2 separate regions of the Homo sapiens genome follow, and region 2 is linked to region 1. The links are chromatin loops, found by intact Hi-C in ENCODE. Cell type or tissue: heart left ventricle. All regions are shown on one strand. Each heading gives the region's core, and the rest is flanking DNA. Links, peaks and the distances in the headings are about the cores only.

The links. Hi-C counts contacts between places; a loop is a spot of excess contacts. Peaks named below come from ENCODE experiments on the same cell type or tissue, not always from the same donor. Only the 100,000 strongest peaks of a DNase experiment are listed, where the experiment ranks them.
Region 2: a loop joins it to region 1, with 8 times the contacts of the local background. A loop is called at or near these places in 7 of 110 quality-filtered maps.

Annotation. Positions count from the first base shown.
Region 1 is chr10:14,535,003-14,540,383 of GRCh38, reverse strand. All of the region lies in intron 2 of FAM107B (family with sequence similarity 107 member B), which reads left to right. It overlaps LOC124902381 (a long non-coding RNA gene), which reads right to left. Exons shown (of 3, transcript XR_007062063.1): 3 at 2,537-5,381. Among named protein-coding and RNA genes, the nearest start is that of MIR1265, 100 kb to the right of the region's middle. RefSeq lists an enhancer at 3,121-3,190. In heart left ventricle, for the core only: a CTCF peak has its summit at 3,280 (motif pointing left); a DNase peak (open chromatin) is centred at 3,263; H3K27ac peaks cover 1,905 bases.
Region 2 is chr10:14,969,439-14,974,819 of GRCh38, reverse strand. MEIG1 (meiosis/spermiogenesis associated 1) reads right to left here. Exons shown (of 3, transcript NM_001080836.3): 3 at 1,963-2,307. The coding sequence ends at 2,179. Among named protein-coding and RNA genes, the nearest start is that of MEIG1, 13 kb to the right of the region's middle. In heart left ventricle, for the core only: a CTCF peak has its summit at 2,739 (motif pointing right); a DNase peak (open chromatin) is centred at 2,751; H3K27me3 peaks cover 452 bases.

The DNA of each region.
Region 1 (5,381 bases), core at 238-5,237:
GTTGCTGTGAATATTTGAAGGATGACATTTGTTGTCTGTTAGTGACCACGGATCACAGCCCTTGGGGACAGACATTGAGGGCCAGAAGCACAGGCACTTCTTACCAGAAAAAACACCTGACAGGCCAAGTGACACTGCCAGCTCCTAGGTAGCAGTTGGTCTGGGGAACATTAGCCAAGGTCCTTCTCAGGGTGAAATTTCTCTGGAATAGTTCTCAGGCCCAGCCATTGCCCTAGGAATAAGCTCAAATGCACCTCTTTGGTTGATAAACATTCTGTGCTTTGGGGCTTCAGATGGGACTGACTAGGGCTGGGACACCCAGAGCTGCAGAGTGGAGCAGGCTCTGCCTGTGTGTCACGTCCACATGGTGAACATGGCAGACGTCTGGTCGCCCTTCTCGTTTCTCCATAGATGTGCTGCTGTTGGCTGAACCTAGGGGACATTCCTCTCTCCCACCAGGTACTACTCACAGGATGAGGGTAGTTCTGCAGTCTACCAGGGAATTCTAGAATCTGCACAGGAGTAGAGGAAGTGAGGGTGCAGGGTTTGTGTCTTATCTGCAGTCCTAGGACTTTCAACTGGGTGAAAAAAGTCACCAAGGATCAGCCTCTTGCCAAGACAAGGGGCTGTTATAGTTGTCTGTGGGCCCTTGAAGGATTTTATTCCCCCCTTAAGCCATTTTTACCTCCTTCCCTGAGCCAGGAATTGAATGAATCTTTGTTTATTTTAAATTAGTTTTCTTCTATCTAGAGACTTCTTGTTCTCACACCCTAGAGTATTTTTGTTTTTGTTTTCATTTTCTCTCTGTATTTTGTCTTCAGTCTTTTCTAAGTTTGTTTGAATATCCAACTTCCTGGCAAAACTAGATTATGTGAGAACTGCTTTGTTTTTTTTTAACTTTGGCTTTGATCATGATATATTTGGACAATATAGAAAATGCCTCTTTTTAGCCAAGATGCAGACTTTGGGGAGGTACAAGGCTGAAGAAATTTAGTTGCAGGAGTAATTTGCTAGTTTGCATGGAAAGCAGCCCAAACTGTCATTGCTTGACCATCAGCCTCACTTTCTTCTGACAGATACCAGCTGGGTCTTGGGTACCCAACTTTGGCACAAGCCTCTCTGAGATCCTGCTCCAGTCATTTTCTTTCTTCCACAGCACTTTCTCCCTTCCCTGTCCACACTGGAAAAATGAGCAGAGGCCAAGATTGGGTTCATCATTATTCTTTGTTTAAACTAGTGTACTTGCGGTATACGGTCATTCACTTTCATGTTGATGGAACATTAAGTAATGGAGAGTTAGAGTAATGAATTAGTTTGTTGGGACTGTTTGCCTACTTTGTTGAGCATCTGCCACGTGGGCAAGTACTGTGGATGGTAGATGTTTTCCATGAGTTTTCAAGAATGCTGAGACCAACTCTGCATATGCAAGTGTACTAGCTCTGATTTCCAGTTGAGGAATCAAGACTCAGGTTAAATAATTTTATAAAATCAATAATTGATGAGTGACCTAACCAGGGATTCTAATTCAAGATGGGTGGTCTTCAAGCCTGATGCTTTTTTCCATTATGCTGTATAACTTCCCATGGACTATGGATGAAATGACAGAATTGTCATTATGCAGCAGCAACCAAGTGACTTGTGGATAGTAATTTTAATAGCTGTTGAACGTGTACTCTTACACATGCAGAGGAGGGCATGCACCAAAAAAGTGTACTGATTGAGGGTGAATGTTTAGAGGAAACACACCTGTGTCACCAGAATCTGTATTATCCAGAAACAATCTTTTCCAGACCCTGGAAGCCCCATTGGTACTGCCGTCTATTCACTCCCGAAATAAGCATTATCCTGACACCTAACATCAAAGGTTGGTTTTGCCTGATTTTGAACATTATGTACATGGACGCATGCAGTATATACTCTTCTGCATCTTGCTTTGTTTGCTTAACGTTGTATTTGTGAGATTCAGCTGTGCTTTGCTTGCAGAATTGCCAGTTCATTCTCATTGCTGCATAGTATTCCACTATGTCAGCACACCGCTGTTTACTTACCCATCCTACTGTTAGTGGACATTTGAGTTGCCTCCAGTTTGGGACTATTATGAATGGCCTGCCATTAACATTCTTATAAAAATCATTTATATTGATATATTTTAATGAAATATGTCTTTCCTGCCTCCCATCTCACTTTAATGTCATCCTTTGCAAGATGTTTTCTGTTTGGGATCGTAAAGCTGTGATGTTAGAAAGGTTCTAAAGTCCTGTTGAGAGACAGGAAATCATTCTGTTAAAGTCAAATCTGGTTCGTCCATCCATCATCCCAGCCCATGGAGTGCCTAAGAGCTTCCTTTTGGAATTACACAGACTCAAGGTCAAATCTTGGTCCTGCTCTTAAGCAGCTTGGTAACCTTGGGCAGCAGTGACAGCATTATTGTTACTAATTTATTCTTATTCGTTGCCAGTGACAGCGCTAATAGCAGGTGATGTCTATTGAAGGCTTACTGTGTTGTAGGCATTGCGTTTGGTGCATTTCATTTTTTTTTTTTTTTTTTTTGAGACAGAGTCTCACTCTGTCGCCAGGCTGGAGTGCAGTGGCGCAATCTCAGCCCACTGCAGTCTCCGCCTCCTGGGTTCAAGCTATTCTCCTGCCTCAGCCTCCCGAGTAGCTGGTATTACAGGTGCATGCCACCACACCCAACTTTTTGTATTTTTAGTAGAGACAGGGTTTCACCGTGTTGGCCAGGATGGTCTCGATCTCTGGACCTCATGATCCGCCCGCCTCGGCCTCCCAAAGTGCTGGGATTACAGGTATGAGCCACCGCAGCCCAGCAGTTGCATTTCTTATTTACTCTTCATAGCAACCCTGTGAGATCTGTCAGTCCTTTTTCATTGTTGCCTTGTTAAACTGGCGAAGGCCCTTACCCAAGATCACACTTAGAGCAAGTGAGGAAGCTGGAATGCAGATGCGGGTTGCCCCACCCAAACCCATGCTCTTGAAGCTGTCAGCCTCATTTGGAGACTGGGAAGTCATGACCCCTGCCTCATGGGCCGTATGAGGACCAAGTGACAGGGGAAGCTTACATATACCCCCAGGTGACATGGACACCAGCTCCAAGATGGATTCCTTTCCCTGCATCTCTCAGAATGGCCAGCTGCTTTTGGGGTGTGCTTTGACTACAGTGCAGGAAGGCGGAGTGGGCATGGCTGCTCCACTCTGGCTGTCCTAAGGAAAGCGGACCTGCCATTCCAGGTCTGGACACCTCATTAGTTGAGGAGGTGTCGCCACCTATTGGTCGTTCCCACCTCACTCGGGCCAGCTTCTGGTTGCTGTAGTGTAGGCAGATGTCTGTCGGATGTTTCTTGCCCTCCTTAGTTGTCACTCCCTCCTCCTCTGCCATTTTCTAAATATAAAATATGTGCCTTATTTGTAAAAATACATTTTCGGGGGATGAAAAAACTGATGAGAAAATGAGTTTGATACTTTCCCAAGAGCATCACTGTTTGGCATTTGTACAACAACATATTGGCAGCAAATTTATTGAGTTCGTCATTGTTTTAAATGACCATCCTGGGAAGCCACAGAGGACTGTCCCGTAGCCATAGTGGAGCTTGGCAGAGTATGAAACAATAACGTCTCTGCACTTACGCTGATGACTCTGGTGGGACGTCGTTTCTAAGCCTTGGTGCACCAGGTTGGTGGCCACAGAAATCCCCTGGGCACTTGTCTGTTGCCTGGTCTAAGATGGAAATTTTTAGGTTTGCCTTAGGGCCAGGCAAGTCAGGAGTTTGTGATGAAACCAACTGCACTTTGGGAAAAATTCTTACCGGAACTCAGGCTCCTGCCTGTCTGGGAACTGTGGGTGCTGAGAGAGAGGCTTTGGATCTAAGAGGTGTCTTTCCCTTTTCAGGCTGACCCGGCCTGGAGTTTGCCGCCTCCACCTTACGTAACTTGGGTTTCTCAGGGTATTGCCAGAGGGTTGGCAGAATCTTAGAGACAGCTTAGGAAACAGATTCTCCAAAAGTATCTTGGAATTACTTTTAACTTTCCAGACGTTTTAGCAGTTCAAAAGGTTGTTTCACTTTGGTTGGTGGTAGCGCACCTGTAAACTGTACACGTTGCCACGTGCCAAGAGATTGTTTTAGAAAGGATTCAAGTATTAGTGCTTCTAGATAGAATTAGGTCTTATATATTTAGGTAAACATGAAAACTAGCATAATCTGTAAATTCTGATTTTTAAATCTTAGAGGATTAGGTTTTGAATTCATCTCTTTGATGTAGAAATATGCAGACATGGAACCAGAGCAGTCTGCTGGGGCAAGCCAGCTACGGTCTGGGTTTGTTTTATCAGCCCAGTTGTGAAAGTTTTCCGAGGGAATGGTAATTCACCTCTGGAAAGCAGTCAACAGAAGTACCTGGGATAGCCAGAGAGCTGGGCCCGGAGTGAACTTTGGAAAGGGAAAAACATGAAAAGCAAGGACTCAAAATCCATCTGTAAGCATGGGATTTCCCAGTGCTCTGGGATAGTAGAGTCAAATAATGACTTCCGTGTGTTGCTCAGTGGAAATTAAAGGTAGAATTCTCATCAGGCAGCATTTTTCAGTGCATAGTGTGTCTGTCTGAAATACAATTCTGTTATTACTCAACAGCTTGAAAATCTTTCAGTGAGTCCCCTCCATTCAGAACAGCACGAGAGGCCCTTGTCATCAGGCCTGTCTGTTTCCTGCCCCACTCTGAACGACTGGAGCCATTCAGAACTTCATGCAGCACCTTGGCAGTGTGATAGACAGACCTTTTTAGACTTTCCAGAAGCTTCTTATGTTAGTTGCATGAATAGGTCCAAGAACCATTGAACGTTGTCAGTGAGAAAGTCTGTGGGTCATTCAACTGAAGTTACAGTTTTGAAGAAATCAAAGCCCAGAGAAGTAGAGTTTCCTATACAGAGTTTTCCAGGCCTCTAAATAAAGTATGTAATGTTGCTGGTTGCATAGTTGGGCTTATAATAGCTTCTATTGAGTTCTCATGTTTGTGCCAGGGATTAGAGAGAGTCTTTGCATATACATTTTACTCAGTTTTTACAGCATTCATTTTACACATAGGAGAGCTGGGGGTCAGGGAAGTTAGGATTTGTCCAGGATCTCAAACCAGTTTTATTTCTCCTTCACTGAGCTGGTCCTGGTTTTCCTTAATTGACTTAATACATTAAAAAAAGTTACTTTGAGTAAGTTACTTGACCAGTGAAGTGACTGTGACAAGATTATCTTTGTGTTTATTTCTAGAAATGATGTTTCATGTCAGTAATAATATTTGCTTGCAAAGTACTTGTACCTCTAGACATTTCTACCCCATCTTTACTCTCAGGCTCCTGGATTCCTTGTTGCTCAGAG
Region 2 (5,381 bases), core at 61-5,060, 430 kb before region 1:
ATTAATTATTAAGAGCTAATATGACTGTTTTCTAATGAATAAGATCAATATCAGTTATTAATATCAGGTGTCATTAATCATTAATATTAATCATTTATTGTTATCGTGAGTATAACTCTTTAATGTGAATTATCATTATTATCGCTATTGATTTTAAGAATTATATGATCAGTTATTAATATTGATAGTTATTAGTCTCAATTAATAATTGATACCATTAATCGCGGTAAGTCACATTGTGCCATTCCACCCCTCCCTCGACAGCTGGTTTACGACCCAAAACGGGGATCCAAATGCCCCTGAGAGAGCAGCGGTATACTGGGATAGAGGAGGATGGTCACGTAGTGGAGAGGCGTGTTTTTGGGTACCAGGCCTTCACCTCTGCCGACCTTCTCAACTGGGAAAACAATACACCGCCCTCTACCGAAAAGCCACAAGCCCTAATTGATTTGCTCCAAACTGTTATCCAGACCCACAACCCCACCTGGGCTGATTGCCACCGGTTGCTCATGTTCCTCTTTAACAGAGATGAAAGGCGGAGAGGGCTCCAAGCAGCAACTAAGTGGCTAGAGGAATATGCACCAGCTGATTGTCAAAACCCCCAAGAGTATGGAAGGACCCAGTTACCAGGAACCAACCCCCAGATGGACCCACATGAAAGAGAGGATATGCAAAGGCTAAACCCAGACAGGGAAGCTCTCTTGGAAGGATTAAAGAGGGGAGCTCAGAAGGCCACAAACGTTAACAAGGTCTCTGAGGTTATTCAGGGAAAAAGAAGAAAGTCCAGCACAATTATACGAGAGACTGTGTAAGGCCTATCATATGTATACTCCCTTTGATCCCGATAGCCCTGAAATAAGCACGTGATTCCCATGGCCTTAGTCCGTCAAAGCGCTGGCTCTTCACTTTACAAATGTAAATCCTGAGGCTGCAATCCTAAGTTGTTAGCTCAAGGTCATGCAACTGTACATTACCATATTCTATGACCATACTTTTCATCATTAGTAAGTAGGCAAAGATCTTTATAGTTTTCTTTTTTTTTTTTTTTTTGAGATGGAGTCTCCCTCTGTCGCCCAGGCTGGAGTGCAGTGGCGGGATCTTGGCTCACTGCAAGCTCTGCCTCCTGGGTTCACACCATTCTCCTGCCTCAGCCTTCTGAGCAGCTGGGACTACAGGCAGCCGCCACCACTCCCAGCTAATTTTTTGTATTTTTTAGTAGAGACAGGGTTTCACCCTGCTAGCCAGGATGGTCTTGATTTCCTGACCTCATGATTCACCCTCCTCGGCCTCCCAAAGTGCTAGGATTTTAGGTGTGGGTCACTGTGCCCAGCCTGCTGGGAGATTTCTATCACTACTTCCCAGCAGTCACTAGTGGAGGACTTCTTCCATGGGGGGCATTATTCCTTGACACTTCCAGTTTGCCCAGCAAGAGGCAAAGGACTCCAGGGGCAAGAGAAAGACCTTGGGCCACAAGACCCATATCTGGCATCTCAAAGCAATGTTCTAGTAAAGACATAAATGCCAGGAATGGGTATAGGTGGAGCACTAAGACTATCTGCTATAAGAAAATATGTCACTAGTCTAACCATTGGGATGATTTCAAAGGTGTTTTCCCATACTTAATGGTGATCACACCACAGTTATTATGGACAGAGGCCAGGTGTGGTGGCTCACACCTGAAATGCCAGCACTTTGGGAGGCTGAGGCGGGCAGATCACTTGAGGTCAGGAGTTTGAGACCACCCTGGCCAACGTGATGAAATCATATCTCTATTAAATATATAAAAATTAGATGGGTATGGTAGTGCACACCTGTAATTCTAGCTACTTGGGAGGCTGAGGCATGAGAATCACTTGAACCCGGGAGGCAGAGGTTGCAGTGAATCGAGATTGCACCACTGCACTCCAGCCTGGGCGACAGAGCGAGACTCTGTCTCAAAATAAAATAAAATGGACAAAAAGAGCAGGACCAAGAAAGTACAACTTTAATGCATCTGCAGCCAGTTCTTAGAACAGGACAAGGTGATTAGCAGATACCAATTCTCATGGCTTTTGTGTTTCACAAAACATTAAACTGCAGACTGCATCTTGAATTATTTCATCAAATGACAAACACATGATGTAGAAGGAAATGATGAATACTTAAAATATAATTGACAAGTAATACAAAGAAGACAGGCTAGTAAGCATAAATTTTCACTTTGTGGACTTCTTTGTCATCACATTCCCTCTGTTTGTTGTAGTAATAGAACGTATTGTCCCTTCTCTGAAGTTTCTTCACATATCCTGTCTCCGGCCAACGATCTACCTGCACATCAAGAACCAGAGTACAAACGTTACAATGGAGGGTTGATTTTTATCTCATATTTTACTATCAAATAGTTAAAAAGTATGACTTACAGAAACAAAGTATAAGATTAGATTTTAGAATGCTTGAGCTTTTAAAGTATGATACCCACAAGACACATCTTACATTGCAGCCTTATGCTGTAAGATAACTAATTCAGGCCGAGTGCAGTAGCTCATGCCTGTAATCCCAGCACTCTGGGAGGCTGAGGCAGGTGGATCAATTGAGGTCAGGAGTTCAAGACCAACCTGGCCAACATGGTGAAACAATGCCTCTACTAAAAATACAAAAATTAGCTGGGTGTGGTGGTAGGTGCCTATAATCCCAGGTACTCAGGGGGCTGAGGCAGAAGAATCCATTGAACTCTGGAGGCAGGGGTTGCAGTGACTCTAGATGGCGCCACTGCACTCCAGCCTGGGTGACAGAACAAGACCCTGCCTCGGAAAAAAAAAAAAAAGACAACTAATTCAGTGCTTTTCTCTAGAGCCCAATTTCTAGGTTTATTTTATTTTGTTTTATTTTGGAGACAGAGTCTTGCTACATTGCCCAAGCTGTCCTGGAACTGCTGTAGTCAAGTGATCCTCCCAGCTCGGCCTCCCAAGTGCTGGAATTACAGGCCTGAGCCACTGCACCCAGCTCCAATTTCTAGATTTAAATTTCAATACTGTGGCCAAGATAAGACAAAACATTCCAAGTAATCTAAACTTCATTTCTCTTATGTTTACAAAAGATTTTAAACATTCTAACTTCTAAAATTAATACCACAGGAGGAAATTAGGGCTAAGCCCAGGCTCCATTTTGTAAGTGCTGCCTGCTGATTGTTGATGAATACACAGTGAATAAAGCAAGCAACTCAAGAACTATCCAAAAGTGTATATGCATTTCCTTCTGCCCCAATTTCAAGTTCACCTTGAAATCCATTTTTTTTTTTGAAACAGGGTCTCACTCTGTCTCCGAGGCTGTAGTGCGGTGTTGTGATCATAGCTCACTACAGCCTCAACCTCCTGGGCTCAGGGGATCCTCCAGCCTCTGCCTCCCGAGTAGTTAGAACTACAGGTAAGCACCACCATGCCCAGATAAGTTTTCTATTTTTCTTTTTTTTTTTTGTAGAGACAGGGTCTCACTATGTTGCCCAGGCTGGTCTCAAACTCCTGGCCTAAAGCAGTCCTCCTACCTTGGCTTCCCAAAGTGTCAAAAATCTTTTTTTTAATTTCTTCTACCATTCTTTATTGTTGTTATTATTATTATTATTATTATCATTATTATTATATGTTGCCGAGGTTGGTCTCAAACTCCTGGTCTCAAATGATCCTCCTGTCTTGGCTTTCCAAAGTGTTGGGATTGCAGGTGTGAGCCACTGTCCCCAGTCATCTCCTACCATTCCTTCTTGTATACCATATTGGTTTATCTACTTTTTCATTTGGCTTGATCTAATTTGGAGATCTGTCTCTCCACTTCCTCTTCAATGTTATCCCTTCCTGGCCAGGTTAATGTATTTCACCACTGTCAAATATGTTCCTTTCAGATTTTGTGAGATGCACTTTATCATAACCAAAAACTCATTATCTAGGTTGTAGAAAACCAAATCCTGCTCTTCAACACCATCTATACAGGCAGTCCTGCACCCTTTCTCCAAATCCTGTTCTTCAACACCTTCTATACAGGTAGTCCTGCACCTTTTCTGTTCCCCATGAATAAATCTCAGCTTTCAGTAGGAAGAGGAGATGAATATACCATCTGTGTCCACATGTCTTTTACTTTCTAATAACACATCTTCATTTTTTGTGTCATCTCATTTACTTATGAATTAGCGAGAATAGGTAACAGCATATCTGAGAAGCCTTGGCAGGCCTTCTGACATACATTACAGAAAACCAGCAGTCCTTTCCACCACTGAGGCCACACCTGCCTGTGTGGCTTCCAATACCTTTGGCAGGGAAAGGAGGTGTTCTCAAGACTCCATTACAGCCCTCTTCCCTCCTGGGGCCAGGAGCAGATTATCTGAAAGCCATCTGATCCGGTGAGAAAACAGTACAACCAATGCCTCTTCCGAACATCTGGAGCTGAGCTACTTGATATGGGACAATCCTTAGGACAGCTAAGTTGCTCCTTTGCTTGTTGACTTCTAGACATTTTTCCTTTTGATGTCCCTTGGCATCTCTGAACTTTCTTTTCTTCTTGACTTTCAACTTGATCATTTCCATTTGATCTGGGAAACTTTCTTGCCTGTGGTGGAATGGAATGAGATCCTCAAGTTCAAGGACTTTCCCCTCAGGAGGGAAGGTCAGCAAGCACTATACCACCAGGTAATGAAAAACAGCTTCTCTCAAACCTCAAACCACTGCACACTGGGAGAAACATCCCACCCAAAGCAAGCCTTCAGTCACCATCCTATCCGTCCCTGAAGACCCACTGCAAATGCCACTGGGGACACTAAGCCCTCTCTGGGGATTGTCCCTGGAAGGAAGTGATTTTGTTTTCCTCTAAATCCCTGTGCTTCTTTTTGTTAAGGAACATATACTTCGATTTGTGTAAGGTTTTATTGTTCTTGTTACTTATTTTAGAATCTAAGATGATGAGATTAATAAAAGGTATCATTTACTAAACACTTGCTGTTCCTTCAGTCAACAAATTTTTTGTGGGGGAGTCTCGCTCTGTCGCCCAGGCTGGAGTGCAGTGGCATGATCTCAGCTTACTGTAACCTCCCCCTCCCGGGTTCAAGTGATTCTCCTGCCTCAGCCTCCCTAGTAGCTGGGATTACATGTGTGCACCACCATGCCCGGCTAATTTTGTGTATTTTTAGTAGAGACAGGGTTTCACCATGTTGGCCAGGCTGGTCTCTAACTCCTGACTGCAGGTGAACGGCCCGCCTCTGCCTCCCAAAGTGCTAGGATTACAGGCGTGAGCCACTGTGCCCAGCCCAACAAATTATGAGCACTATAATGTCAGGCACTTCAAACATGTGATTACATTTAATTCTTGTGACAACTTTCTTTTCTTTTTTCCTTTTTTCTTTTTTTTTTTTTGAGACAGGG